Regions from separate parts of the Homo sapiens genome. Here region 1 is linked to region 2. A link is an interaction called in ENCODE POLR2A ChIA-PET data of the cell type or tissue named here. Cell type or tissue: OCI-LY7. All regions are shown on one strand. Each heading gives the region's core, and the rest is flanking DNA. Links, peaks and the distances in the headings are about the cores only.

Evidence for each region. Peaks named below come from ENCODE experiments on the same cell type or tissue, not always from the same donor. Only the 100,000 strongest peaks of a DNase experiment are listed, where the experiment ranks them.
Region 1: POLR2A ChIA-PET joins it to region 2 with 6 read pairs; 4 of 35 experiments call an interaction of 5 or more read pairs at or near these places.

Annotation. Positions count from the first base shown.
Region 1 is chr2:71,406,517-71,422,615 of GRCh38, forward strand. ZNF638 (zinc finger protein 638) reads left to right here. Exons shown (of 28, transcript NM_014497.5): 20 at 1,606-1,731; 21 at 12,086-12,123. Among named protein-coding and RNA genes, the nearest start is that of DYSF, 52 kb to the right of the region's middle. RefSeq lists an enhancer at 10,097-10,726 and a silencer at 10,329-10,378. In OCI-LY7, for the core only: no CTCF peak of the experiment used is centred there; no DNase peak of the experiment used is centred there; H3K4me3 peaks cover 725 bases; H3K27ac peaks cover 801 bases.
Region 2 is chr2:71,227,516-71,243,614 of GRCh38, forward strand. No RefSeq gene overlaps it. Among named protein-coding and RNA genes, the nearest start is that of PAIP2B, 8.5 kb to the left of the region's middle. In OCI-LY7, for the core only: no CTCF peak of the experiment used is centred there; a DNase peak (open chromatin) is centred at 8,796; H3K4me3 peaks cover 768 bases; H3K27ac peaks cover 1,197 bases.

The DNA of each region.
Region 1 (16,099 bases), core at 7,422-12,421, 180 kb after region 2:
GCATTATCTTACTGGGAAGTTTAGACCTGAGTTCCTTTGGCTCTGATTTTAACTATCTTTGTGGTCTTGGCTAAGTTGGTTTACACTTACTTGTAAAATGAAAGGGGTATTACCCAATATTTCTTTAAGTCCCTTCCAGCTATGAAACACCTGAGTTAGGTCTATTTGTTTGTTTATATGGAAAGAGAGAGATAAAATAATTGCTGGATGCAGTGGCTCACCCCTGTAATCCCAGCACTTTGGGAGGCTGAGGCGAGGGGATTGCTTGAGCCCAGGAGTTTGAGACCAGCCTGGGCAACATAGTGGGATGTCGTCTCTACAAAAAGTTTAAAAATTAGCTGGGCATGGTGACGTGTGCCTCTGGTCCCAGCTGCCTGGGAGGCTGAGGCAGGAGGATGGTTTGAGCCCAGGAGTTGGAGGCTGTAGTGAGCTGTGTTCACGCCACCACACTCCAGCCTGGGTAACATAGCGAGACCCTGTCTCAAAAATAAAGTAATCATTCCTTACTTTCATGATTTGGCCTCTTAACCAAAAATTATTCATTTATTTACATTTGGTATGCCTTCTGTATTTAATATGTATTTCAGCTACATGTTCATTAAAATTAAATTTTTATCAGCCATATATTACCTAGAAAGGCAGGGTTTTACATAAAAGTGGACAATATTCATAAAAAGCACTTAATTAACCAACAACTAGATAATTTCTTTGATATGCTTCTGATAAATAGAGCATAGAATGGAATATGATAAATAGTGTGACATAGAATGGAAGGTGGGGCACAGATGGCACATAGGAATTCTGAACCTTTCTTGTAAACATTTTTAATCCTCTATTTAAAAGAATACCTATCATTCTCTTCAGTTTTGCCTTGGCTTTACAACATTTTAAGGATTGTTTTCTCTTGTTTCCTTTAAATAAGGATTAACCTTACCTTTGTAGTCATATATCTGAAACCTGAAAGAAGAATATATTCCAAACTTTTAAAACAATTAAAAACATTTTTATTGTAGTAAAATACACAAATTTTACCGTTTGTAAGACATAAATTTAACATTTTAATCATGTTTAAGTGTTTGTTCACTGATATTCAGCACCTTCACATTGTGCAACCATCACCACCATCCATTTGTGAACTTTTGTCTCCTCAAACTGAAGTTTTCTATCCTTTTGACAATAACTCGCCATTAATTCAGCCCTTATCAACCATTATTTCTGTTTTTATAAATTTAGTTACCTCATGTATGTGGAATTATATTTGCTTTTTTGTGACTGGCTCATGTCACTTAGTATAATGTCTCTAAGGTTCATCCATGTTGCAGCATGTGTCAGATTTTTCTTCATTTTTAAAGCTGAGTAATAATTCTGTTTTACGCATGTAACACATTTTTATATCCACTCATCCATTGATGGACAGTTGGGTTGCTTCTCCCTTTGTCTGTTGTGAATAATGCTTCTGTGAACATGGGTGTACAAATACATGTTTAAGTATCGGCTTTCATTCCTTTTAGGTGTATACTAAAAAGTGGAATTGTTGGATTATGTGGTTATTCTAATTCCAATTTTTTTAAAGAACTATTCATAACTTTTTAATCTTCTCCAAAGGCAATTCTTCAGTTAGATAGTCCTGAATCTGCTCAGTCAATGTATAGCTTTCTGAAACAAAATCCACAAAATATTGGTGACCATATGTTGACCTGCTCATTATCTCCAAAGATAGACTTACCAGAGGTAAGATTTATCTTTCTTCAGCTTTTGTGATTTTAGAAAATACAGAGAACATAAAGGTCATTCTCAGGTAGTAGTCAAACTGTTTCTGTGTTTAGAGATGATTTTTATAATTTGTGTTGCAATCAGTGTTCCAATTTTCATAGTTTATAAAGCAGTATAAATTTGTCTAAATGAGAATAAAGAAATTTTCAACAATGTAACATATATGCATTTTTGAATACTTACTGTTGACATGTAGGTATCTACATTTTTGTGTATAGTGACTCTTTGTATGTAACATGATTGTCTCCAGAATGCAGCTACTTTGAATCCATTTTGGCTTCCTCTGGGTAGAAAGAAGTTTGTTTTATTCTTCTTTTTGTTTCAGTTACATTTATTATAAACTGTTTTTGTGTTAAGAAATAAGATTTCACAGGTTCTTGGCCTACACAGTAGTACATGTAGGAAAGCTATGGATAGTCCACCTTTGAAAGCATTAAATTCAAACTCAATCTATTTTCTCCTTCTATTCCATTGTATGCTGATATCAGAGGTAAGTAATAGGACCTTATATGTGGTGTCCTTGTGTTGTCAATCTGTTAAAAATCTTGCACTATCTAAAGAAAAAGGCAATTTCATCATCTAAATCTAAATTAGAGTATCTTTAAGTAAATGTATTATGATAGGTACCAGTTTAAGCACAAATGAGTGGCTCATTTCACTTGATAATTTCAGAAAAAAATATATAAAAGTTTTTAGCTATTCCTCAGCAGAACATGCATTTTTAAAAAGTTGTCATTTATATTTTTCAAGCTGTTATTCAGTTGTGTTCAACTAAATTCAAAATTAAACACTGACTGTACAGAAATCCTTATCCCAGAAATATAGTCCCAAATTCTTAGAGTTAAAAGAAAATTAAAGAAGTGAAAATTTACATAAACTTCTGCCTGAATTGGTACTTCACTTCCTAAGTGCTTACCCAGAACCTTATTCGTATAGTTTAAGTTGGATAACACATATGGCTTATTTGTAACAGTTTTTAATTGACTACTATTTAAAATGAGTTAATAATCAACTCTATATTATCTTCTCTTCAACACTTACTGTTTTTGTTAGACTGAAATGTTACTTCTTTGTGTAGTATGTGTGACCTTTATTTCAATATCTATAGTTAGCTTGTATACAAAGCATGTAGCACTCCATTCTAAATACTGAAAACTAGTAGCTGCATTTTTGGTATCATGATTATGAAGATATTTACTGCAGAATTAAGTAATAATGAGAATGGGTTTATAAAGAAGGCAATATGTGTGTCCATAACCTCTACACTCACAGGTGAGTTTCTTATATTCCCAGTCATTTCTCAAAATGGCGCCACATTTTCATTTTCATAAGTAGGTAGATTATGGTTTTCTTGTATGGTTTAGGGTTTGTATCTTGTTGAAAGGGGGAAAAATGACAGTCTTCATGTTACTGTGATCATCTGTGTAACTTAATTACTATTTGTTGAATGGAGTCTCCTTTCAGAGCTATTCTTGTGACTCTTTTCTAAATTTAGGGTCATTTGCTTTGTCGACCAATTATATACACCTTTGGTTTTCTTTCATTGTTTTTCTGAGTCATGTCTGTTTTTTCTTGGATTCTGTCACGTCACAGGTGGTTTTTCTGTTTGCTAGAGTACATTCTCAAGTATTTTTTTTACCCCAGAAAGTATGTGGAGGCAGTACATTTTCTGAAATTCTGCATGTTTGAAACTGACTTTATTTTGCTCTTACGTATTTCATTGATTGATTGTCTAGATGTAAAATTCTGTGCTTAGGCTATTTTTCCTTTGATTGTTTTTAGCATCCAGAATCCAGTATTATTGAGGAGAAGTCTGATTTAGATCAAAACTATTTTGTTCCTCTGAAAGGTTTTAGGATTTATATTATTAATTCTTTAAACTAGTTTGTTTTTCTGTTTGTTTGTTTTAAAGACGAAGTCTTAACTCTGTCACCTGGGCTGGAGTGCCATGGTTCAATCATGGCCCACATGATTTAAACCTTAACTCCTGGGCTTAAGCGATCCTCTCACTTCAGCCTCCAGAGTAGACTATAGGGGCATGCCACCATGCCCGGCTAACTTTATTTTATTTGATTTTTGATTTTTTTTTTGTGTGTGTGTGTGTGTAGATGGGGTCTCATTGTGTTGCCCAGGCTGGTCTCAAACTTCTGGCCTGAAGTGCTCCTCCACCCTGGGCCTTCCAAAGTGTTGGAGTTACAGGTGTGAACCACTGTGCTTGGCCCTAAACTAATATTTATCTAATTCCTTTTCTCTATGCTAACACTATTTTAGGTATTAGAATACCATGATGAACATTGTTTCAATGTCCTAGTTCTCAAGGATTATATTTTAGTGGAGGAGATAGACTATAAACAGATATAAAAGTGGTAAAAAGACTGTGAATAAATAAATTGAGATAAAAAGAGAATGATTAATGTGGGGAATGTGTATCTTAAAGTGGTCAGTGATAGTCCCTCAGCAGAAGAGTTATTTGAGAGACCTGATGGAAGAGAGCAAGCTCTAAGAAAATTTCAAGGGGAGATTTTTAGGCAGAAGAACCAGATCAAAGGCTTTAGGGACATACTTGGTGATTCCAGAATTTCTAAAGAGAGGGTTGGTATTGCTAGTCCAGTGAGTAAGGTTTTTTCTTGGTTTGGGACTCATTTCCTGCATCCTGCTTTTAGAGCAGGAAGTTTTTCTCCCCACCCACCACCTCCCCCCCCCTTTTTTTTTTTTTTTTTTTTGTCGAGATGGAGCCTGGCTCTGTTGTCCAGGCTGGAGTGCAGTGGCGTGACCTCGGCTCACTGCAGCCTCCACCTGCCGAGTTCAAGCAATTCTCCTGCCTCAGCCTTCCGAGTAGCTGGGACTACAGGCACGCCCTACCATGCCCACTAATTTTTTTTGTATTTTTAGTAGAAATGGGGTTTCACCATGCTGGTCAGGCTGGTCTCGAACTCCTGACCTCATGATCTGCCTGCCTCAGCCTTCCAAAGTGCTGGGATTACAGGGATTAGCCACCATGCCTGGCCCCAGGGAAGTTTTTCTATTATTATTTTTTGATTTATTTCCTTCAATTTTTAATATTCTGTTTTTCTGGAAATAATACCAGCACTGATTTCATAGATGCTGTATTCTCTTGAATTTTTCTGAGGATGTTCTTTTGAGTTTTTTATTTTTTTTATTTATTTTTTATTTTTTATTTTTAATTTTTTTTTTTTTATTATACTCTAAGTTTTAGGGTACATGTGCACATTGTGCAGGTTAGTTACATATGTATACATGTGCCATGCTGGTGCGCTGCACCCACTAACGTGTCATCTAGCATTAGGTATATCTCCCAATGCTATCCCTCCCCCCTCCCCTGACCCCACCACAGTCCCCAGAGTGTGATATTCCCCTTCCTGTGTCCATGTGATCTCATTGTTCAATTCCCACCTATGAGTGAGAATATGCGGTGTTTGGTTTTTTGTTCTTGCGATAGTTTACTGAGAATGATGGTTTCCAATTTCATCCATGTCCCTACAAAGGACATGAACTCATCATTTTTTATGGCTGCATAGTATTCCATGGTGTATATGTGCCACATTTTCTTAATCCAGTCTATCATTGTTGGACATTTGGGTTGGTTCCAAGTCTTTGCTATTGTGAATAGTGCCGCAATAAACATACGTGTGCATGTGTCTTTATAGCAGCATGATTTATAGTCCTTTGGGTATATACCCAGTAATGGGATGGCTGGGTCAAATGTTATTTCTAGTTCTAGATCCCTGAGGAATCACCACACTGACTTCCACAATGGTTGAACTAGTTTACAGTCCCACCAACAGTGTAAAAGTGTTCCTATTTCTCCACATCCTCTCCAGCACCGGTTGTTTCCTGACTTTTTAATGATTGCCATTCTAACTGGTGTGAGATGATATCTCATAGTGGTTTTGATTTGCATTTCTCTGATGGCCAGTGATGATGAGCATTTCTTCATGTGTCTTTTGGCTGCATAAATGTCTTCTTTTGAGAAGTGTCTGTTCATGTCCTTCGCCCACTTTTTGATGGGGTTGTTTGTTTTTTTCTTGTAAATTTGTTTGAGTTCATTGTAGATTCTGGATATTAGCCCTTTGTCAGATGAGTAGGTTGCGAAAATTTTCTCCCATGTTGTAGGTTGCCTGTTCACTCTGATGGTAGTTTCTTTTGCTGTGCAGAAGCTCTTTAGTTTAATTAGATCCCATTTGTCAATTTTGGCTTTTGTTGCCATTGCTTTTGGTGTTTTGGACATGAAGTCCTTGCCCACGCCTATGTCCTGAATGGTAATGCCTAGGTTTTCTTCTAGGGTTTTTATGGTTTTAGGTCTAACGTTTAAATCTTTAATCCATTTTGAATTGATTTTTGTATAAGGTGTAAGGAAGGGATCCAGTTTCAGCTTTCTACATATGGCTAGCCAGTTTTCCCAGCACCATTTATTAAATAGGGAATCCTTTCCCCATTGCTTGTTTTTCTCAGGTTTGTCAAAGATCAGATAGTTGTAGATATGCGGCATTATTTCTGAGGGCTCTGTTCTGTTCCATTGATCTATATCTCTGTTTTGGTACCAATACCATGCTGTTTTGGTTACTGTAGCCTTGTAGTATAGTTTGAAGTCAGGTAGTGTGATGCCTCCAGCTTTGTTCTTTTGGCTTAGGATTGCCTTGGCGATGCGGGCTCTTTTTTGGTTCCATATGAACTTTAAAGTAGTTTTTTCCAATTCTGTGAAGAAAGTCATTGGTAGCTTGATGGGGATGGCATTGAATCTGTAAATTACCTTGGGCAGTATGGCCATTTTCACGATATTGATTCTTCCTACCCATGAGCATGGAATGTTCTTCCATTTGTTTGTGTCCTCTTTTATTTCCTTGAGCAGTGGTTTGTAGTTCTCCTTGAAGAGGTCCTTCACATCCCTTGTAAGTTGGATTCCTAGGTATTTTATTCTGTTTGAAGCAATTGTGAATGGGAGTTCACTCATGATTTGGCTCTCTGTTTGTCTGTTGTTGGTGTATAAGAATGCTTGTGATTTTTGTACATTGATTTTGTATCCTGAGACTTTGCTGAAGTTGCTTATCAGCTTAAGGAGATTTTGGGCTGAGACGATGGGGTTTTCTAGATAAACAATCATGTCGTCTGCAAACAGGGACAATTTGACTTCCTCTTTTCCTAATTGAATACCCTTTATTTCCTTCTCCTGCCTGATTGCCCTGGCCAGAACTTCCAACACTATGTTGAATAGGAGCGGTGAGAGAGGGCATCCCTGTCTTGTGCCAGTTTTCAAAGGGAATGCTTCCAGTTTTTGCCCATTCAGTATGATATTGGCTGTGGGTTTGTCATAGATAGCTCTTATTATTTTGAAATACGTCCCATCAATACCTAATTTATTGAGAGTTTTTAGCATGAAGGGTTGTTGAATTTTGTCAAAGGCTTTTTCTGCATCTATTGAGATAATCATGTGGTTTTTGTCTTTGGCTCTGTTTATATGCTGGATTACATTTATTGATTTGAGTATATTGAACCAGCCTTGCATCCCAGGGATGAAGCCCACTTGATCATGGTGGATAAGCTTTTTGATGTGCTGCTGGATTCGGTTTGCCAGTATTTTATTGAGGATTTTTGCATCAATGTTCATCAAGGATATTGGTCTAAAATTCTCTTTTTTGGTTGTGTCTCTGCCCGGCTTTGGTATCAGAATGATGCTGGCCTCATAAAATGAGTTAGGGAGGATTCCCTCTTTTTCTGTTGATTGGAATAGTTTCAGAAGGAATGGTACCAGTTCCTCCTTGTACCTCTGGTAGAATTCGGCTGTGAATCCATCTGGTCCTGGACTCTTTGTTTGGTAAACTATTGATTATTGCCACAATTTCAGAGCCTGTTATTGGTCTATTCAGAGATTCAACTTCTTCCTGGTTTAGTCTTGGGAGAGTGTATGTGTCCAGGAATGTATCCATTTCTTCTAGATTTTCTAGTTTATTTGCGTAGAGGTGTTTGTAGTATTCTCTGATGGTAGTTTGTATTTCTGTGGGATCGGTGGTGATATCCCCTTTATCATTTTTTATTGTGTCTATTTGATTCTTCTCTCTTTTTTTCTTTATTAGTCTTGCTAGCGGTCTATCAATTTTGTTGATCCTTTCAAAAAACCAGCTCCTGGATTCATTGATTTTTTGAAGGGTTTTTTGTGTCTCTATTTCCTTCAGTTCTGCTCTGATTTTAGTTATTTCTTGCCTTCTGCCAGCTTTTGAATGTGTTTGCTCTTGCTTTTCTAGTTCTTTTAATTGTGATGTTAGGGTGTCAATTTTGGATCTTTCCTGCTTTCTCTTGTAGGCGTTTAGTGCTATAAATTTCCCTCTACACACTGCTTTGAATGCGTCCCAGAGATTCTGGTATGTGGTGTCTTTGTTCTCGTTGGTTTCAAAGAACATCTTTATTTGTGCCTTCATTTCGTTATGTACCCAGTAGTCATTCAGGAGCAGGTTGTTCAGTTTCCATGTAGTTGAGCGGTTTTGAGTGAGATTCTTAATCCTGAGTTCTAGTTTGATTGCACTGTGGTCTGAGAGATAGTTTGTTATAATTTCTGTTCTTTTACATTTGCTGAGGAGAGCTTTACTTCCAACTATGTGGTCAATTTTGGAATAGGTGTGCTGTGGTGCTGAAAAAAATGTATATTCTGTTGATTTGGGGTGGAGAGTTCTGTAGATGTCTATTAGGTCTGCTTGGTGCAGAGCTGAGTTCAATTCCTGGGTGTCCTTGTTGACTTTCTGTCTCGTTGATCTGTCTAATGTTGACAGTGGGGTGTTAAAGTCTCCCATTATTAATGTGTGGGAGTCTAAGTCTCTTTGTAGGTCACTGAGGACTTGCTTTATGAATCTGGGTGCTCCTGTATTGGGTGCATAAATATTTAGGATAGTTAGCTCCTCTTGTTGAATTGATCCCTTTACCATTATGTAATGGCCTTCTTTGTCTCTTTTGATCTTTGTTGGTTTAAAGTCTGTTTTATCAGAGACTAGGATTGCAACCCCTGCCTTTTTTTGTTTTCCATTGGCTTGGTAGATCTTCCTCCATCCTTTTATTTTGAGCCTATGTGTGTCTCTGCACGTGAGATGGGTTTCCTGAATACAGCACACTGATGGGTCTTGACTCTTTATCCAACTTGCCAGTCTGTGTCTTTTAATTGCAGAATTTAGTCCATTTATATTTAAAGTTAATATTGTTATGTGTGAATTTGATCCTGTCATTATGATGTTAGCTGGTGATTTTGCTCATTAGTTGATGCAGTTTCTTCCTAGTCTCGATGGTCTTTACATTTTGGCATGATTTTGCAGCGGCTGGTACCGGTTGTTCCTTTCCATGTTTAGCGCTTCCTTCAGGAGCTCTTTTAGGGCAGGCCTGGTGGTGACAAAATCTCTCAGCATTTGCTTGTCTATAAAGTATTTTATTTCTCCTTCACTTATGAAGCTTAGTTTGGCTGGATATGAAATTCTGGGTTGAAAATTCTTTTCTTTAAGAATGTTGAATATTGGCCCCCACTCTCTTCTGGCTTGTAGGGTTTCTGCCGAGAGATCCGCTGTTAGTCTGATGGGCTTTCCTTTGAGGGTAACCCGACCTTTCTCTCTGGCTGCCCTTAACATTTTTTCCTTCATTTCAACTTTGGTGAATCTGACAATTATGTGTCTTGGAGTTGCTCTTCTCGAGGAGTATCTTTGTGGCGTTCTCTGTATTTCCTGAATCTGAACGTTGGCCTGCCTTGCTAGATTGGGGAAGTTCTCCTGGATAATATCCTGCAGAGTGTTTTCCAACTTGGTTCCATTCTCCACATCACTTTCAGGTACACCAATCAGACGTAGATTTGGTCTTTTCACATAGTCCCATATTTCTTGGAGGCTTTGCTCATTTCTTTTTATTCTTTTTTCTCTAAACTTCCCTTCTTGCTTCATTTCATTCATTTCATCTTCCATCGCTGATACCCTTTCTTCCAGTTGATCGCATCGGCTCCTGAGGCTTCTGCATTCTTCACGTAGTTCTCGAGCCTTGGTTTTCAGCTCCATCAGCTCCTTTAAGCACTTCTCTGTATTGGTTATTCTAGTTATACATTCTTCTAAATTTTTTTCAAAGTTTTCAACTTCTTTGCCTTTGGTTTGAATGTCCTCCCGTAGCTCAGAGTAATTTGATCGTCTGAAGCCTTCTTCTCTCAGCTCGTCAAAATCATTCTCCATCCAGCTTTGTTCCGTTGCTGGTGAGGAACTGCGTTCCTTTGGAGGAGGAGAGGCGCTCTGCGTTTTAGAGTTTCCAGTTTTTCTGTTCTGTTTTTTCCCCATCTTTGTGGTTTTATCTACTTTTGGTCTTTGATGATGGTGATGTACAGATGGGTTTTCGGTGTAGATGTCCTTTCTGCTTGTTAGTTTTCCTTCTAACAGACAGGACCCTCAGCTGCAGGTCTGTTGGAATACCCTGCCGTGTGAGGTGTCAGTGTGCCCCTGCTGGGGGGTGCCTCCCAGTTAGGCTGCTCGGGGGTCAGGGGTCAGGGACCCACTTGAGGAGGCAGTCTGCCCGTTCTCAGATCTCCAGCTGCGTGCTGGGAGAACCACTGCTCTCTTCAAAGCTGTCAGACAGGGACACTTAAGTCTGCAGAGGTTACTGTGTCTTTTTGTTTGTCTGTGCCCTGCCCCCAGAGGTGGAGCCTACAGAGGCAGGCAGGCCTCCTTGAGTTGTGGTGGGCTCCACCCAGTTCGAGCTTCCCGGCTGCTTTGTTTACCTAAGCAAGCCTGGGCAATGGCGGGCGCCCCTCCCCCAGCCTCGTTGCCGCCTTGCAGTTTGATCTCAGAGTGCTGTGCTAGCAATCAGCGAGATTCCGTGGGCATAGGACCCTCTGAGCCAGGTGTGGGATATAGTCTCGTGGTGTGCCGTTTCTTAAGCTGGTCTGAAAAGCGCAATATTCGGGTGGGAGTGACCCGATTTTCCAGGTGCGTCCGTCACCCCTTTCTTTGACTCGGAAAGGGAACTCCCTGACCCCTTGCGCTTCCCAGGTGAGGCAATGCCTCGCCCTGCTTCGGCTCGCGCACGGTGCGCGCACACACTGACCTGCGCCCACTGTCTGGCACTCCCTAGTGAGATGAACCCGGTACCTCAGATGGAAATGCAGAAATCACCCGTCTTCTGCGTCGCTCACGCTGGGAGCTGTAGACCGGAGCTGTTCCTATTCGGCCATCTTGGCTCCTCCCTGAGTTTTTTAAAAGGCACTTCAGTTGTCTGAAATATCTTTTCTTTAGCTTACTTTGTTTACTTTTGTGCATTTGTTTTTCCGTTATTCCTTTATGAATAAGGAAGTAAGTTGGCCAATATAGGTATCTGATGTAGAGTTCCTCTGATACCATGCAGGGTTTTTTTTTTTTTCTCTCTAATAAACTTTTCTCCTTAATGGAAAGCTGCTAGTAAACACTCTCTGTAATTGGGACTTAAAAACCATCATCTTTAGTTTTGGGCAGTATCATTAGGATATAAGCTAGACTTATCACCAGATATCCCAGTAAAGGAAGTCTTTACTGTTGGACTCAAACACCTATGCCAGGAATCCTCTCTAGACACATTGAATTTCCTTAAAGTATTGTTTTCAGTTTTTAGTCTGACAAAATCTTTCTAGAAGACTTCTACCCAGAGAGTGCATGATTTCTCAGAAAAGGCTTCCTTCTAGTATGTATAAGCTCTGAATGGCAGATATGTTTTGCCATTTTGTTCACTGATGCATCCCAAGTACCCAGGACAGTGCTTGCCATATAGGGACTGATTTTTAATTCCTGCCCTTTTTTGGGGCTACAGAGTATTGCTTTCTTGGGACCCACATATCAGATAAATATTTAAAATATTTATCAGATATCAGACAAATATTTAAAAGGATTATTGTTCAATTTTATTTAGCATTTCTAGGTATTTTGAATAGGAAACTTTTTTAGTCAGCTGATCTCTCTTAGAAGTCTTTTAAAATAATTCCTCAAGGAAGATGTTGATATTTCACATTTATTGTTTAGGGAAAAGATAGAATTTCCAGGCTTCTAAAGTTAATAAAGTTTCTTATTTATATCATTATTAAGGAAACTTATTTTTTCATTAATATAAGTTATTGTGTGTGACCTAATTTGGAGGTCTTTAATTAGAAAAAAATTCTAGAACCTGATAGTAATGTAGACACTGAAAACTAGCTGCTTTGATACATTTTTAAGGTTTTTTTTTTTGAGCTTAAATTTTTACTAAAAACATTGCTTTTATAGTTAAATATTTCAAATCCAGTGGAATAGCCTCTAATAAAATGCTGATTATATTACAGGTGCAAATTGAGCATGACCCAGAATTAGAAAAAGAAAGGTATGTTGCTTTATGTTTACTAACACTTTTGTATAGTATTTAGTTTCTGAATTTTATTGCTGTATTTTATAGTAATGGCTCACATGTAGTGAAAAGTTCTTTTCTGCATATTTATTTTGTGTACATATGGGCTTGTTACAGTTTTCTTTTTGGACTCAGCCTGACCTAGGAGTTTCGTTTGTTGCTTTTTATTTACTCTCATTTAAGTATTTACTGAATATTTAGAGTAACTGCGTATATAAACAGTTTGAATTAAATAAACCACTTTATAAAATGTTTTAAGACTCTCGAATAACTCAACATCACGAACAGTAATTACATTGTTTTTGTTAGATTTTCCTATTCCAAAATAAACACGGTAGTAAAATTTTAACCTTTTAACGTTACTTAATTTCATTGTGTGTTTTGATACTTTTTAAAAACAACTGGGTTGGGGCGAGTAAGTATTTGTCCAAAAAAATTATGTATATAGTTTTGCATTATCAGAGGAATGAAAGCTTGTTTTTCAAAGTCTCCACAAACTGGTGACTTACAGCCTTGTTTTGACCACGTAAAGTACACCCTCTCCTTAATAACTTTCTCATTCTGATGGATATCCTCCTTATCACCACCCTTGTTCCACCAGTTGATGACTTGCCTTTCACTGCTCTTCATTGTAAATCACTGATTTAGAATATTTCTTTTTCCTCCTGTATACTGAGTCATCAATATTTATTAGTCCTTGTTGTAAGAGCGTATATTTGTTTGAAACAGCAGTTTGAAAGTGTTTAAATATGTAAAGTGTTTATTTTATCTGATGCACTGATGTTAAGATCCCTGAAAAACAGAACGTCTTAGCGGATTTTTCTTCTCAGTAATTTTTATAAAATCAGATTATTTTAGTTGACAAAGATGATGAGTACATTAAAATATACCAGTAACATTAAGCAATAGGTTTGCTCTGTGTGTCAGCACAGGGTTATTTAAGTTGTATGTCATACCAGGTGCATTCACATACCTAAGAAATAGTACCACCAGCAGTGTGTGATGTGAAAGCTCACAAAGGGCTTAATAAATAACAGTGCCTATGTAGTACTATATATATAGACCTAAAGATTGGCCACGTTAACTCTGTGGCAAAACCCATTTTATTTCATTTTACAAAGATTTTTTGAGGTCTGCATGAAAAGTTGTTCTCCATAGCAATAGCAGTTGGTCATTGTTCTCCTCTCATTGTTTAGACATAGCTTTTAAAATTGAATATATTTCTTAAATAATTTATAGATGTATTCAACCTCATAAAACTAATTTTTAAAATTAGCACCAAAAACTTCTTAATTCCCACCCCCCCCCGCCTTTTTTTTTTTTTTTTTTTTTTTTTTTTTAACATTAGAGAAAAAGATGTGGGATATGTCCAGAATACTAAACATTTGTTTTGGAGTGAACTGATGCTGAGAAAATACTATTTGTTGTTTTTGTTGTGTTTTTTTTTAGAGACAGGGTCTTGCTATGTTGCTCAGGCTGGCCTTGAACTCCTGGGCACAAGCTGTTTTCCCACCTCAGCTTCCTGTGTAGCTGGTACTACATGCACTTGTTTTGTTTTGTTTTAAAGCACTTGTGGTTGCCAATTCATTATGAATATGATACTTTTGTTTATAACTAAACTATTTAAATACTGTTTAGAGGAAACTCGTGGATACATTCATAATTTAATAATTCACACTGTACTCATTCTGTTGATATGTAAACAGATTTTATTTATCATCTGATTAAAGCCACAAATAAGAATGCTAAGTGAAATTTTTCTAATTCATTAACATTAGGAAGTAAACAGTTGGCCTCTGAAATAAACACTAATCTTTAGTATTGTGAAGTCCCAGTTTAAGGTTTCTCAGAATGTTTGTCTTTCAGTGTTAACGTTTGTTCTAATGCCCAGCTTTTATTGTATGCTTTTTCTGAAGGCTGTGAAATTCTGGTATTACTGGGATATTGGGGCTGGAGGGAGGAGTGGCAAATGAGATATCTGTATCTCAAATGCCTTTCTGGAATCCTTTTCTGTTCCATTTCCCAGAATGTGGCTGTTTTCATTTGATCGTTACAAAGAGTGGTTGTTTAACTTTGGTGTTAATGTCATTTATTTGACATTTCAAACTGTCTTTTCAAACTAACTTGATCAATATTGAGGCTTTTTTCCCATATTAGCCAGAAAGCAGATACTAGTTTTGGTAAATGACTTCTCTAAAGAAAACACTATGATTTGAAAAGACTAGCACACAAGGACAAATATGGAATTAAATAATTCTTCTGAGTAGACCTGTGTTCTCTGTTTCAAGTATGGAACTGCATAATGGTTCAGTTTGTATATAAGATAATAACTTTTTTATTGAAAAACTTGTGAAGGGGAAAGTCTTGCTATATCCTTGAGCCAGGAATCAAGGTCTCCATTGTTATCCTAGCCCCATAGATGTTTTTACTTAGCCCTAAGTTTCTAAAGTTTTATGTAGGGTTAATATGCAGTACAGTAATGAGGCAGGAATTTGAATATTTTCTTCATTATTGGAAATGAGTCTTGTAATTTAAAGACAAAAGCTTGTTTTGAGAAGTAATATTCATATACCTGCTGTAACTGTGAATGTCACTGCTCTTTTCTGGTTGTGCTTTGCCACAAATTTTATTGTGAATTGTAAAGATTTGAAACTCTTAAAATTAGCCATTTATATTTTGAAAAAAAGGGGTGTGATTATTTTAAAAAAAAAACATTTTAGCATGCAAAGAATAACTTGCACAATGGATAGAATATATATTGATTAAGGTTTAGGGTCAAGAGGTATTTCTCTAATCTGGTAGAAAAGTTTTCTCCTCAGGATGTAATCTTTGGGGCATGAGGGAAGACCAGTTTGGTTCAAATGATTTAAGACCCTGATGTGGTAGCACAACTTTCTTAAATATGGTTAACATCTCAGCACACAGATATACACCATCTTGTGTTGTTAACTGAAGGGTACATGGCCACCCTCTAAGAAGCAGGTCAAAAGGGATGGCTCATCCTCTCCTTCCTTAAAAAATAGGAGAAGAAAGTCAGTACTTTTTAATAATCAGGTATTGATATGATAGGATCACTCTCTGGTGTCTTTCTCCAATCTGCTGCTTCTCATTATATGAATATATTTGGTAAATTTTAATTTGCATTGATAGCATGTTGGGCATTGTTTTTGGAAGCTAAGGTTTTCCTTGTTCTTCAAGAAAACCTCTGATTTGTGGAATATTGATATAAAAATAACTTATTCTGTGTCTACCTCGGTGAAAGTACTGGAATTATAGGACTACTCACTTTTCATATACTTTAGATTTGGGAAGACCATGATGAAATAAGATGAATTACATATACTTAGCCATGTATTTCCTCCATTTCTTCTGAATATTACTTACACATTTAAGTTAAATATTAGAATTATACATTATTCTCTTGAATTGGGAAGGTTTATTTTTTAATGCATTTCTTCTTATAGCCAAAGGCAAATATTTATAAGACTGTATGTTCACATAAGGTGATTATATCAGGTTTTGTCACTAGCTTTAAATCCTCAATAGAGTATATAAAGAATACTTTCCAAATAATGTTCTAAGTATTATCATTAATAAATATGGTTCTTGGGTAATTAAAAAAATATTTTACATCCAAAAAAAAAATAAAAAGGTGATATGATTTAGAGTATGGTCTTTTCCCCCCACCAGTTTCTGTTTATGTTCTTTTTAGGTAAGGTTCACTTATAAAATTTTAAATCATAATGCATGGATCATTAGTTTTATTGTAGAACTGTACACATATTTTATTATTTCAGTTACCACTGTTGGGAATAGGACCTGATAATATTTGAAGTGTCTCAGATTCACATTTGACCTTTCAATGTCAGGGGTTAACTTGACAGAGGAGGGAAAATATTGGCTGTAATCACATGAGCGCAAAAGGAACATATCAACAGTCATAATTTATATT
Region 2 (16,099 bases), core at 6,250-11,249:
CGAGTTTTGCCTGTCAGCCTAGCAAGGAGGAGGGTGGGGGTGGGCCTCAGTAGGATTTCCCTCAGCTGTCAATTACCAAAGGAGGAGCTTTGATTCAGGCTGCTTTGGACCTGGTGCTATTCTCTGTAGGGAAAATTAAGGAATTGGGCTCCTTGGGAGGCTGGAAGGAAGCAAAGGGACGCTGGAAGGAAGCAGACGGATGCTTCCACGTTTCTAGAAACAAACCTAACTTCTTGAGTGCTTTAAAAAAATAAAACTTGGCCGGGCGCGGTGGCTCACGCCTGTAATCCCACCACTCTGGGAGGCCGAGACGGGCGGATCACAAGGTCAGGAGTTCTAGACCAGCCTCGCCAGTATGGTGAAACCCCGTCTCTACTAAAAATGCAAAAATTAGCTGGGCGTGGTGGCGGGCTCCTGTAGTCCCAGCTACTCGGGAGGCTGAGGCAGGAGAATCACTTGAACCCGGGAGGCAGAGGTTGCAGTGAGCCAAGATCGCACCACTGCACTCCAATCTGGGCAATAGAGTGAGGTTGCGACTCAAAAAAAAATACATCAATAAATACAAATTAAAATAAAACTTTATTGCCTCCCTTGGATTTAGAATGTCCAATCTGCTTGCAAAGGACTTCGAATTGTATTCCACAGGAAGTAGGGATTTCTTTGTGGAGCTCTTACTTTATACATTTTTCTCTCCCCCCCACCTCTCAAGCTGACTGTATACATGACACAAAGTTAGGGAATTGCAGAATGAATGGAAAAAATATAAAAATGAAAAAGATAAACTCAAATAACAATTATAAATATTAGCTGTATACTTTGATATGGTTTGGCTCTGTGTCCCCACCCAAATCTCATTTTGAATTATAATTCCCAATGTTGGGGGAGGGACTTGGTGGGAGGCGATTGGATCATGGGGGCAGATTTCCCCCTTGCTGTTCTCGTGATAGTGAGTGAGTTCTCACAAGGTCTGATGGTAAAAAAAGTGTGTGTCCTTCCCCCTTAGCTCTCTCTCCCTCTTGCTACCATGTGAAAACGTGCTTGCTTCCCCTTTGCCCTGATTGTAAGTTTCCTGAGGCCTCACCAGCCATGCCTCCTGTACAGCCTGAGGAACGGTGAGTCAATTAAACCTCTTTTCTTTATAAATTACTCAGTCTCAGGTAGTTCTTTATAGCAATGTGAGAATGGACTAATACATACTTCATATTAAATGATATAAGTAAATAAATAAATTCATTCAACAAGTATTATTTAGCATCTACTATGAATGTTCTAGGCTCTGATCATGGAACTGGGTATATGATATGAATAAGACAGTGAAGATGCACCCATGGTGTTTATACTGTAGTGAAGGAGACTGACAACAGAAAAGTAACCAATAAATAATAAAATGGTATGTTGTGAATAAATGCTACAAAGGAAAATAAAGCAGAGTCATGGGATGGTTGGGGAAATGGCTATTTTAAGTAGGATGGTTAGTTTAAGAGCTGTTTGAGGAAACAGCACTGAACAGAGATGTGAATAATGTGAAGAAGTGAAGAGTGGGAAGGGGCTAATAAGCAGAGCCACTACAGTGCACAACTCCAGGATCACTATTCACATTGCTCCATGTATTTTGAAGTTGTGTATTAGGTGTACATCCATTTAGGGCTGCCAACTCTGGTTTAAAGCTTTATTTGATTACATAATTTAAATGACGCCTGCAAGAAACATGTGTCTTTTAGAAAAAAAAAAATCTCTCTCTAGGATAGCATCCCCATACCCTCCACTGCTTCTTTCCCTGAATTGGCCTTCCGGTGTATGATGAGAGAAAGTTTACACAATCTCATAGGTTTGAAAAACAGGCTCTTCTGGTCCACGTGGTGTCCTTGAGCAGTCAGAAATACTCCTTGAGGATGAACCTTTATTACCAGGATAGCAATGGGATGTAAGGAAGGGTTGATGAACTTCTCTCGTCTCACTTCCTACCACTGGTGCCATCTATTATAAATTCATGGCTGGCTATTACCAGTGATAAAGAGAAAAGTCTTAAAAGCAGGCAGAAAAAAAATATGGCCATTTTAAGTAGAATGGTTAGTTTAAGAGCTGTTTGAGGAAAGACCATTGAACAGAGATGTGAAGAAGTGAAGAGCAGGAAGGGGCTGGGAAACATACAGAGGGGAAAAAATAGATAAGAATTACAGCAAATTTCTTATCAGAAACTATGGAAGCCAAAAGACAATGAAGGAATGAGGTAGCAATGTGGGTATCTGGTGGTGGTGGGCAGGGACAGATATGAGACAAAAACCAGTCATAAAGTTGTAGGAGATGATGTCAATGAGAGGGAGGGAGGCAAGAGAAGCCCATCACCCTTCCCCACATCCTATTGCTATTAGGGCAATAAATCTTCAACCTTGAAGATTACATCATTTCATTTTTTAAAATTTAATTGTGGTAAAATATATATAAAATTTACCATCTTAACTATTTTAAGTGTACAGTTCAGTTACAGTAAGTACATTCACATTTTTGTGCAATCATCACCACAATCCACCTGCAGAACATTTTCATCATTCCTAACAAAAATTCTGTACCCATTAAACACTAACTCCCCATTCTCCCCTTACCCCAGCCCCTGGAAATCACCATTCTGTTTTCTGTATCTGTGAATTTGACTGCTCTAGGTATCACGTGTAAGTGAAATTATGTAATATTTGTCCTTCTGTGTTTGGCTTTATGTCTCCCACGTTTAAGTATCAGAATTTCTTTTCTTTTTAAGGCTGAGTAGCATCATTATAGGTATATGTCCTATTTTGTTTATCAATTCATCCATTGATGGACATTTGGGTTGTTTCTATCTTTTGCCTATTGTGAATAATGTTGGTATGCAAATATCTGTTCAAGGGCCTGCTTTCAATTATTTTGGGTATATATTCTGAAGTAGAATTGTTAGGCCATATAGTAACTCTATGTTTAATTTTTTGAGGAACCACCGTACTGTTTTCCACAGTGGCTGCACCATTTTGCATTCCCGCCAACAATGTACGAAGTTTCCAATTTCTACACATCCTTGCCAACAGTAGTTTCTTTTCTGTTTTTTTTTTTTTTTTTTTTAAATAATAGCCATCCTAATGAGTGTGAAATGGTACCTTATCCAGGTTTTGGTTTGCATTTTATTTTATTTTTCCCATAACTCAGAATGCAATTTTATTTCATTTATTTTTCAAGACAGGGTCTTGTTCTTTCACCCGAGCTGGAGTTCAGTGGCGTGATCATGGCTCACTACAGCCTCAACTCTTGGGCTCAAGCAATCCTTCCACCTTGGCCTGCCAAGTAGCTGGACTACAGGCACGTGCCACCATGCCCAGCTAATTTTTAAATTTGTTGTAGATATGGGGTCTCACTTTGTTGCCTAGGGTGGTCTTGTGCCTGGACTCAAATGATCCTGCCAACTCAGCCTCCCAAACTGCTGGGATTACAGGCATGAGCTACCACTCCGTTTGGTTTGCCTTTACCTAATGATCAGTTATGTTGAGCATCTTTTTTTGTGCTTATTGGCGACTTGTACTTCTGTTTTGGAGAAATGTCTATTCAAGTCCCTTGCCCATTTTTGAATCAGATTGTTTTCTTTTTGAGTTGTAGGGGTTTAAAGAAATATATTCTGGACATTAATCCCTTATCAGATATATGATTTGCAAATATCCTGTGAGTTGCCCTTTCTCTATATTGATAGTGTCCTTTAATACTTGGGGACTACATTTCTGAATGTGCAAGTATACTATCTGGCACTAGAGAGCTTATTTTTCAAAGCTATAAGATCTCATAAGCCCTCTCTTACCATACTCCTGAAAGCCACCTTAGGGAAAGAAGCACTGCTGGGTATGGAGAGATTATTACAGAGACAGATCACTTTTTCCCAAAAGAGCTAAGCATTTCTTATAAGGTTCATTTTATTTAACCAGACAAAGCTTTAAAGTGGAGTGGATATCTAGTTGGTTTTTGGTCTCCCCTCACAACCTAGAGAGGTTCCTGGAAGAAAATGAGATAAGCTGGGAGATAAAGAAATCAGTGGATACACCAACAGCCAACCAAAAGATTCTTCTAGACATCTTCAGGTACCCCAAGAAGAAAGTGAAAAAGAGAAGAGTCTTTGACTCCTCTCTCAAGAAAGTTGTATTATCCATTCATGCTAGAATCAGGAGGACTTCTGCAACTGAGGATCACTAACCCTGGGCAATTTCCACTTGAACACTTCAAGACTTCTTTCTGGGCACCATCATCCACTCATCTATGACTTAATCAGTCCAAGCACCCAGGCTTATTCTACTAGGCAAATAATCTTTCTATGGGGACATTGACTAACCCACGATAAAATACCTAGAGATACTGGCATTTAGAAGTACCCAAGAAATTTCTGGATCCCACCTTATTCCCTGTGGAGAGACCAACTAGTCAACAAGCCCCATTACACACTGTTATCTTTATAGTACCTCATTCTTTTTTTCTTTCTTTTTTGAGACAGGGTCTCACTCTATTGCCTAGGTGGAAGTAGAGTGACACCATCATAGCTCACTGCAGTCTCAAACTCCTGGGCTCAAGTGATCCTCCCTCCACAGTCTCCCAAGTAATGGGGAATACAGGTGTACATCACCATGTCCTGATAATTTATTATTTTTTTTTTTTGTAGAGATAGGGTTTTGTTATATTGCCCAGGCTGGTCCTAAACTCCTGGCCTCAAGCAATCCTGCCACGTTGGCCTTCCAAAGCCCTGGGATTACAAGTGTGAGCCACTGTGCCCAGCCTAGTGCCTCATTCTTTAATATAAACAGACAGCTAATGATTACCAGAAAATTGAGGAAAGCCTCTAACATAAATGACAAAGATCAAAATAAATATACAGAAAAAAATTAACTCAGTGGTAACAGAAATAATGCAAGAAGCAGAGGAAAATGGAAAAAAAACCCTTAATATTCTTTAAAAATAAGATACTGTATCACCAAAAAAGAATAAAATGCTGCTTTTAAAAAGGAACATTCAGAGAACAAAAAAGCATTCTTGGAAATTAAAAATAAAAACTCTTCAAAATTTAGAGCTTCATTTTGCTCTCACATATCAGCAGCCTGGAAGTAAGAAACTCTGGGGCTTCCATATTCCACACAGCAGGCAGGAGCAAGAAGTAAAGAAGGATATGTCTCTGCCCTCAAGAGACTTCAAGGAAGTCTTCCACTCACCATTTCCATCCAGCTAAATAGAACGTAGTCATCTGGATAAACTTAGCTTGCCAGAGTATCGGGGGAACCAGCCCCCAATATTTCAATGTAGGTTCTTTTCTATTTTCCCTAAGTGTCAGCTGGTCTGAGAAATAAAGAGAAAGAGTACAAAGAGAGAAATTTTACAGCTGGGCTTCCTGGGGCATCATCACATATTGGTAGGACCGTGATGGCAACCCCAAGCCTCAAAACCAGCAAGTTTTTATTAGAGATTTCAGAAGGGGAGGGATGTACGAATAGGGAGTGGGTCACAGAGATCACATGCTTCAAAGGGCAATAAAAGATCACAAGGCAAAAGGGCAGAGCAGGATCACAAGGCAAGGGTGAAATTAGAATTACTGATGAGGGTCCATGTCCCGCTGGGCATGCATTGTCTTGATAAACATCTTAACAGGAAACAGGGTTCGAGAGCAGACAACTGGTCTGACTAGAATTCACTAGGCTGGAATTTACAATCCAATCCTAGTAAGCCTGAAGGCACTGCAGTAGACCGGGGCGTATTTCATCCCTTATCTCAACCACATAAGACAGACACTCCCAGAGCGGTCGTCTATAGGCCTACCCCTGGGAATGCATTCCTTCCCCAGGGTTATCAATTATTAATATTCCTTGCTGGGAAAGAATTCAGCTATATTTCTCCTACTCACACATCTGTCTACAGGCTCCTTGCAAGAAGAAAAATATGGCTCCATTCTGCCCGACCCCTCAGGCAGTCAGACCTTATGGTTATCTTTCCTTGTTCCCTGAAAATCGCTGTTATTCTGTTCTTTTCAGGGTGCCCTGATTTCATATTGTTCAAACACGCATGTTTTATAAACAATTTGTATAGTTAACGCAATCATCACAGGGTCCTGAGGCGACATACATCCTCAGCTTACAAAGGTGATGGGATTAAGAGATTAAAGTAAAGACAGGCATAGGAAATTATAAGAGTATTGATTGGGGAAGTGATAAAGGTCCATGAAATCTTCACAATTTATGTTCAGAGATTGCAGTAAAGACAGGCATAAGAAATTATAAAAGTATTAATTTTGGGAACTAATAAATGTCCATGAAATCTTCACAATTTATGTTCTTCGCGGCTTCAGCAGGTCCCTCCGTTTGGGGTCCCTGACTTCCCGCAACACTGGAGAGACTGGGAAATGAGTTATATGACCAGGTGACTAGTTAAACACGAGTTTTACTATTAAGTGAAAAGAAGAGAATGGATCTAAAGATCACAGAAAAACTGGAAGATAAAGACATGAAATTTTATGTCTCGTAAAGCAAAATAAAAAAGAAAGTTAGATGGAAAATAGGAGAGAAAGTATGATAAATGTTCTAGAAGGAGAGAGTAGTCCCCAAGAGAGGAGGATATAAATTAAATATCAAAACCATGCCTCATAACTGAAATAATCTGAGTCCTTTAATTGAAGGAATTCATCAAGTGTCCAACACTTTGAATAAAAAGGGCCCACACCAGTAATAAGTAACACTTGTTAAGTTTTAACTGTGTGCCAGGTATCACTTTAAGCACTTAACATGTATTAACCCCATTTAATTTTCAAAACAACAGTGTGAGTACTGCTATTATTCCCATTTTACAAATGGATAAACTGAGGCAGATCAGCTAGTAAGTGGTGGTGTTCTGTGTTCCTGTAGAGGAGGAATGCATTCAGATGTCCAACCTGATGACACCACACAAGTACCAAGAAGGCACCAAAAGATGTATCGTGCATATCATGAGATTTTCCATGCTTCAGGCTTCCAAGCAGGTCAACAAATGAGAGAGGCAGGAGGGGTGACTGGTTTTGGGTTTAATTGTGGCTAGCAGGTAGGGCTGGGGTAAGGGTGTTCATTAACAGGTTAGGGCTTGCAAGATTTGAACTTCCCAAGGAGGGTGCACTTTTTTTTTACCGACTTGCCTACATGTAGGGCAAGAGGGTAAGAGGGAGGATGGTGATTAAAAGCTGTCAGCTGGCCGGATTTGGTGTCTCACACCTGTAATCTCAACACTTTGGGAGGCTGAGGTGTGTGAATCACATGAGGTCAGGAGTTCGAGATCAGCCTGGCCAACATGGTGAAACCCCATCTCTACTAAAAATACAAAAATTAGCTGGGTGTGGTGGTGCAGGCCTGTAATCCCAGTTACTCTGGAGGCCGAGGCAGGAGAATTGCTTGAACTCTGGAGGCAGAGGTTGCAGTGAGCCGAGATCGCGCCACTGCACTCCAGCCTAGGTGACAGAGCCAGACTCCATCTCAAATAAATAAAAATAAGTAAATAAATAAAAGCTGTCAGCAGTCAAATATTAAAAATGGAGTCTGACTCTTTATTAAAAGCTGCAATTCAAGTCAAAGCACTTGCAAAGCTGTAGGGATAAGGACAAGATCCTAAAAGTTTTCAGAAAGAAATAGGTCACACACAAACAAGTCAGGAATCAGAAGAAAATCAGACTTTCCACAACTAAAACAGGAAGATAGAAACCAGTGGTGCGATACCTTCAAAATTCAGAAGGATAATGATTTCTAAGCTAGAAATCTATACCCAGCCATACTATCAATTCAGTGTGAGGGTGGAATAAAGATATTTTCAGAAAAGCAAAGTCTCAAGAAATCTAATTCTCAGATACCCTTTATCAGGGGCTACTGGAGGATATGCACTACTGTATTGTATATTTTGTATATTTTCAACTTTCTGTATATAATGATGTTTGACATCTTTAAAAATCTGGCTGGGGGCTGGGCTCAGTAGCTCATGCCTGTCACCCTAGCACTTTGGGAGGCTGAGGCAAATGGATCACTTGAGCCCCGGAGACTGAGACTAGCAACATAGCAAAACCTCATCTCTACAAAAGATACAAAATAGCCGGTGTGGTGGGCAAGCCTGTAGTCCTGGCTACTGGGGGTGGGGGTGGGGTGGGGCTGAGGTTGGAGGATCTCTTGAGCCTGGGGAGGTGGAGGCTGCAGTGAGCTGTGATGGCGCCGCTGCACTCTAGCCTGGAGGACAGAGTAAGGCCCTGTCTCAAAAAAAAAAAAAAAAAAATATGGGGAGAAACTGCCCCTCCTGGGGCCGGTCAATTCTTAGAGATGGCAAAGGGCTCAGCAGGAGCCGTACTTTCTCTGTCTGGCCCACAGACCCCAAGAAGCAATATTCATCTGCTTTAATCATGCCAGAGCCAGGTATCAGGCAACTAGAGACAATCCCTATAGCTTAGAGCCTACCCAAATCATTCGAGTTTGCCATTCCTAAACCCAGCCTTGCCTTTCCCCAGGAAATCCCAATTAAGGTTCTAGCTTAGGCTTTTTCCCTGTTCCTGTCTTGGGCTACCAAGCCAAAACCTGGTGCCTCCCGCTGTGACCCTGTGTGGCATGCAGTGATCCCCTCTCTAAGCCTTGTGAGTATAATAAGCTTTGTTTTCATGAGCCTCTCCTGTGCCTCCTCTTGTGGCTGCACCTGACTGACCATGTCACAAAAACACAAAACCATCATCAAAATTAGAAAGCAAGAAAGAGGAAGACACATAACTAAGGAAAGCAGGAGAGCTAAGAAAAGAGAAGAATGGCGGGTATTTCTCAGCATGACAGTGAATGGGGCAAGACCTGTCCCGCAGGCATAGAGTGCGGGCTGCCTGCAGTGAGATGAGTGCTCCAGCAGTGATGTCTTCCAGAAAAACAGGAACTGATACGTCACCATTTAAAAAAAATTCATGGCCATACTGACAGGTGATTTCACAGCTGGGAATAAGTTAATGATAAATGCACGGAAGACTAAGATGGCATTGTCAGTTCAGGAAAAGATAAAAGAAAAGGCACATAATCATACTACTACTCTTTGTAGCTTAGCTACAAACAATAATAAAAAATACACATGCAGCATTTGGTGTGTGCTAGGCACTGTTCTAAGTGTCTTTCATTTATTAACTCATTTAAACCTCCCAGCAGCTCATTTTACAGATCAGAAATATTTGGCAAAGATGTTAAGTAAAGGTACTTGTCAAATATTACACAGTATATCAGTCTCCTGCTGCTAAAACAAATTACCACAAACTTAATAGCTTAAAACAATACAAATTCATTGTCTTATAGTTCTGGAGGCCGAAAAGAGGTTTCTGTGAGCTAAAATCAGGGTGTTGGCAGGCCTGTATTCCTTCTGGAGCTCTAGGGGGAACCCCTTTCCTAGTCATTTCCATCTTCTAGGGACCACACGCATTCCCTGGCCGGTGGCCTCTTCCTCCATCTTCAAAGCTGGCAGCGTAGTATCTTCTCGCCCTCTGACTCTGCTTCTGTCCTTACAACTCTCTCTGATTCTGATTCCTCTGCCTTCCTCTGACAGGGACTCTTGTGATTAGATTCAGCCCACCTAGCAATCCAGGATAATCTCTCAATCTCAGAATCCTTAATTTAGTCACATCTTCAAAGTCCCTTTTACCATGTAAGTTAACATATTCATAGGTTCTGGGGATCAGGGTCTGGGCATTTTTGAGGGGACAGTATTCAGCCTGTCAAACACAGCTAGGGGTAGAGGCAAGATTCAAACCTAAGTAACTTATTTCCAGAGTTCTTACTCTTAATCACTATGCTCTGGGGCCTTTATGACAATACTCACATAATCATCATCATCTGAATACCAAATATGGCTATAACGAATTTTGGGATATAACCACATTGGGAGGATAGGGAGTAGGCTAGGGAGCTCTCTAATGCTACTCACTACATAGCATTTAGTATTTGCTAGGCAAAGAACAGTGCTTAGCACATACCAAATGCTATGTAGTGAGTGGCATTAGAGAGTTAATTCTTTATATTTCACAGCAGAAAGGCAAATGGATAGACTAGACTAGTCTAAAACTAAAAAAAAAAAAAAAAAAATCCAAGAATAAGTATATAAGCGTTTTTCTTAACATATGAGAAATATATATCTCAAAAGAAGCAGATAAAAGCAGAAAAGCATGCCAGGCGCAGTGGCTCATGCCTATAATCCCAGCACTTTGGGAGGCCGAGGCAGGAGGATCACCTGAGGTCGGGAGTTTGAGACCAGCCTGACCAACATGGAGAAACCCCATGTATTTTGTAAAAATACAAAAAATTAGCCAGGCATGGTGCCACATGCTTGTAATCCCAGCTACTTGGGAGGCTGAGGAAGGAGAATCACTTGAACCCAGGAGGCAGAGGTTGCAGTGAGCTGAGATAGCACCATTGTACTCCAGCCTGGGCAACAAGAGCGAAACTCCGTCTAAAAAAAAAAAAAGCAGAAAAGCATTGCCTCAAGGGTGGCAGGGGGAACTGGTGATTTTTGTTATCAGCCGTGAAAAACCAATTGATTTTACAAACTGTGTGTAGGTATTTCTTTGATTAAACACATTTCATTAGAAAACCCCAAGGTGTGAATATGGGACTCTGTTTAAGGAGCTTCTGTTTGCAGTGTCCTCCCTGCCAGTCTTCACTGTCATGTTTCCCAGTTCCCTGACCTTCTTTCAGGATCCTGTTTCTTGTCTTTGGCTCTTTGCATGATAGCTGGGTTTGGCTGACTTACCTCAGCCTTAGCACCCTCCCTTGGACACAGCTTTGGTATTTGTCCTCCAACTGGAAGTCCTGGGACTCTGGGTGTCTAAACTTCTGCTGTCAGAAGCAGGGCTAAACAAGGACTTACCTGGCTTTGGTGAGTTCCAGGCATGGCTTGTGGACAAAGCACCTCTTTCCCATGTTTATGTGGTCCAAGCCAGAAGGCAAATATCAGAATCAAAGGCAAAATTATAGTTCATACACTGGGGAGTTAATCTTAGGGGCAACACAGAGAACAGGAGCAAGGTCGTAGAGGCAACGTGAGATGAGTGAACAGCAGTAAAGGAATGGAAGTGCCTTCTGAGAACAAGGAGTGGCAGAGGGGACTGAGGCACTGGGTTGGTCCTTGAGAGGGGGTGACAGCAAATGGGCCATCCGAAGGTTTGGGTCCTGGACCTGTCATTCCAAATCCTCCAATAGTTTTTCTAGATTCATGATAGATGGCACTTTTCGGTCCCTTTTGAAGTTAGGCATGGATATGTGATTTTCTTTGGCCAGTAAAATGTAGGAGAAGCATATGTGCTTTGGACAGATTTTTTGGGTTTTTTTTTTTTTTTTGAGACTGAGTTTCGCTCTGTTGCCCAGGCTGGTGTGCAGTGGTGCAATCTCTGCTCACTGCAACCTGTGCCTCCCAGGTTCAAGCGATTCTCCTGCCTCAGCCTCCAGAGTAGCTAGGATTACAGGCGCCTGCAACCACATCTGGCTAATTTTTTTATTTTTAGTAGAGACGGGGTTTTGCCATGTTGGCCAGGGTGGTCTCCAACTCCTGACCTCAAGTGATCCACCCACCTTGGCCTCCCAAAGTGCTGGGATTACAGGCGTGAGTCACCATGCCCAGCCTGGACAGGTATTTTAAAAGCCAGTAGATCATATTCTACATCTTCTTCATATCACAGTGATCAAGTAGCAGATGTTGAGATGGAGCCTCCATCAGCCTGGGTCTCTTGAGTAACTACAGTGAGAGAGGCCCCTGCTGAATCACAATGAACATAGAGAAAGAGTGACAAACTTTTGCTGTATTAAGTCTCTGAGACTTTAGGATTGTTTGTCATCACAGCCTGACCTAACCCATGATGCCTGATACAGGTCCTGAAGTACCAGTCACTGTTCTGAAGGCAGTGACTTTGCCTTAAGAACTCAATGAGCAAGGCAAGGGTTTTGGCTTAAGAACTCAATGGGTCAAGTCCAGAAAACCAAGTTCACTCAGAGAATCCAAAGGACAGGAACAGTGCCTCAAATGATGGCAAAGTCAAGAGCCAAGAGCTGAGAAGAGCTGGACTAGCATGAGAACAGGTTAGAAGCAAAACCCAGAGAATGCTTGTTAATTCCTAGGGAAGGAAGTGAATTAAAGTGAGTGATACCTGTCTTTATTATTTTCTCAGCTCTGATCCACAGGGCGGTCTGGGAGGTTTGAAGGCTCAAGGTCAAGTGGACATGAGGGTGGTGGAAGCATCAGTACTATGCAGTTTGTGGAGCTTCAGGTTGGTAGTACAGGGAGATGTAGAAATACAGTGCAGGTGCTCTGATTAGAGAGAAGGAGCAAAGTGTTGAAAACAAACCCTGCGATGATGAGGAGCTCTGTAGAGGCACACAGATGCTGATGATAGGTTCCCTTTGAGCCACTGAATAAGGTGCTCCATTTGGTCATCACTGTGTGTAGTGGGCAGTATTCAGCTGGACAAGGTTGCAGACTTCTAAGCTGGGAGATGAACTGAAAGTGAGGTCAGAGGTCAAATGACTGAGTCCTCTGTAAAGGAAGATCTGATTAATAGACTGTCTCCAGTGGTGCAGATTGAGGCTAATATGAAAAATGTCCTTGTTAGAAAGTTGGGTCAGGAACATTCAAGGCAGCACTGAGTGTTGGACAGGACACATTAATTCCTTACATGTCTCAGGTGTTCCTTCAGTGTGCAGATGTCATGTAGCAGTAAGGTGTAGGATGCCATTTTTGATTGTGGCCTTTGGAGACCATATTCAGGGCTAGGTATAACTAGTCAGGAAGCATGGTGGCAGAGCATCAACCTGAACACATGCCCCCTGAGCTTTAGGGAAACAGTGTCTACCTGGAAGTTTTGACTGCCTAGAGTATATGATATTGGAAACTCAGAATAGTAAAAAGAGGCAGCCTGCCTTGTATCAACAGAACTGCCCTGTATGTGGCAGCTGCTATAGGCTATGATGAGATGTATGAGATGTATGTCCTACCCTCAGATGCTGAGACCTCAGGAAACAGTGGCTAAAAGCTAAAATTTCCATTCCCTGGGATAATATTTTGTCTCCACTGGGCTCAGCTTCCATGCAAAATGGGAACAGGTTTGCAGTTAACAGATCTGATGTCCTTCTGAGATGCACGTACGCCTATAACTTTGCTGTAAGCTAAGAGTCTAGAGACTATAAAATGCCATACTGGCTCAGACAAGGTCAAAGCAGGGACAAACAAACCCTACAGCCTCTGGATTATAGAGCTGCTTCCTGGGACCTAACAAATCAGTTTACCTCCTGAATGAGTCAATTAGTGGTGCTGTGAGGGTAGGAAAGGAGCGAATGAGCCGCTAGTAACATCCAATGCCCCCAAATATGGCTATGAGCTACACTGAGGCCTTGGTAGTCCTGGTAGGAGCTCTTTACAAAGGTCACTGGGGGCTGGCTGAGGAATTGGTGTTATGGTTTGTGAGAAGAGTTTCAGTTTCAGAAAAGGGAGTGCAGCTGCTTGGCTAGATCTCAGGCTGGGCACAAATTCAAGTGGACATTTGTACTAGAGAAGGGAGTGATGACAGGGCAGCCCCTCAGCCTCCCTGTAGGTGGTATGCATCCGAAACCTCTGGCATTGATGTGACAGAGGAACTGATGCTCCAGGTCCCAAGCAATGCTGGTGGGTGGCAGGCATGAGTCCTTCAGGAGATGCTCTGGTTATTGGCTTTCGGCTTGGAGAGGTCAAGACCCTCAGACAGTGTGGGCAGCATGTGACTAATAGGAGCTGGCTCTGGACACACAGCCTCCACGAACAGCTGGATTCATGTGGTCTTCTGGGTCACTGTCCTCTCTCCCTGCTTGCCCCCTACCCCAACATTTCAACTTCAGCAATATTGCTTCCTTTCTTCTTCCCAAATGTTTTTTTTTTCTTTTACAGAAAGTGGGTCCAGTCAACCACAAGGCTTTGTTTTGCTGAGTTGAGTATGCAAATACACAAGGACCTGTAGTCCTTCCCCACACAGTGCTTTTTTCTCTAAAGAAACACTGAACAAATACTCTTTAAGCACTGATTTAATGGAACATCAAATCATTGGCTTCCTTGGGTACTTGCATGTACTGATCTGCCCTCTCTATCTGCCCTAAGAAGAGGATTCTAAGCATAATTGGAATGCAGAAAAACTCTTCTTGTATTTGAGGTCTAGAGAACAGCACCAAACAGATAGTTCAATGAAGCAGCAATGTGAAGTTGCCAGGCAGAGACATGGGAGCCAGGAATGGGGCCGTGCAAGAGTAGTCAGCCACAGTGAGGCAGGGCAAGACTGGTGTGGCTGAATCATGACAAATCCTCCATGGTACTTGAAATCCCCTCCACTCTACCCATCATGAACTATCCCCCAATACAGGGCCCCAAGATAGGATGTCCCATCCCCCAAGATAGGGGCCCCAGCAGACCTCAAAGGCATAATCTGGCTGATGTTGGCATTGGTTAAGTCAATTAGGATAGAACAGCTGACAGAAAGACATCCAGAGGGAGAGTCCAACAACTGTTCAAAAGAGAGCCAAGGCTAAGATTGGAGAGGGAAAGTAGTGTCACGTCTGAGAGGTGACAAAAGCAAATAAAGCTAGGTTAGGAGCCAGACGAAAGGAAGGTAAGGAATAAAGGCAAACAACAACAACAACACAAAAGGGAAAGAGGACCTAGCTAGAACTTGTAGAAAGGGTCAAGATAGCCAGGCCGGGCATGGTGGCTCACGCCTGTAATCCCAGCACTTTGGGAGGCTGAAGCGGGCAGATCATGAGTTTGAGACCAGCCTGGCCAATATGGTGAAACCCCATCTCTACTATAAACACAAAAATTAGCCAGGCGTGGTGGCACACGCCTGTAATCCCAGCTACTCTGGAGGCTGAGGCAGAAGAATCGCTTGAACCTGGGAGGCGGAGGTTGCAGTGAGTCGAAGTTACACTACTGCACTCCAGCCTGAGCAATAGAGCAAGACTCTGTCTCAAAAAAAAAAAAGAGGGGGGCAATCTCAAGATGCTTGAGTAGGCTGGCCAAACTTAAATGCACAGGTTAGGAGGGAACATTATATAACTAAGAATACACATGATACTGTGATAGTTATTTAGTGGTAATGACGATATCAATGACCATTTATTTAAATAATAAGCTTTAAAATACTTTTGATACATTTGGAATAGTTGAGAAAATACAAATATGTACTGGAGATGTTAGATAGCATTAGAGAATTATTGGTAATTTTGTTGGTTGTAATGGTGCTATTGCAGTTAATAGGGAGAATATTCTTAATGTTTTCGAGCTCTAAGAAAATATTTAAAGATTAACTCATGACAACTGAAATTCACTTTGAAATGGTTTAGTAATACATACTCATATATATACATATATGTGAAGTAAATATGACAAAAATTTAACTAGTTTTGGATGCAGGTAATAATTCCATGTACTATTCTTTTGTTTTTCCGTTTAAATATTTTTCTTAAAAGCAGTTATAAATAAAAGCTAAAAATTAGTTTTTATCAATAGATCTACCAGAAGCTAAAATACAGCTAGGTATAAAATGATTATGCTAATGAAAAATCAAGACTATGTGGGTGAAAATATGTTATCAATTATCAATGTCGACCAGAAACATTGGGCAAAGGTCTTTATCATAAGGAAACTTTGCAGAGCAAATTTGAGATTAGAGATGGCAATAACATAGTTTGCAAAGTTCTCTAGCGGTTTCTTAGGTCTCTCCTGATTTCAGTAATCTAAATATTCATTTGCAAATACATCTATTTTAAGGGGATTGGGAGTAATAATTTCTTTTTGCAAGTACTTGTATCTGTTATATGATCTTTATCACTTTTGTCTAGCATTTTTAGTTATGTCTTTGTGACTGTCTGATTTATTCCCCAGCAAAGTTACCTTTTCTTCAAGGTTCATTTTTCAGAATTCTTGGTTTCTCTATTCCACATGTACATGCCCGACAAATACTTATTTATTAAATAAATACTTAGTTATTTAAGATTCCATGTCCTAAATACACTTCCAGAACACACAAACCTCACTACCATTATGCAATTTATCTTCTGCAAATCATTATTTTTCTATGGTA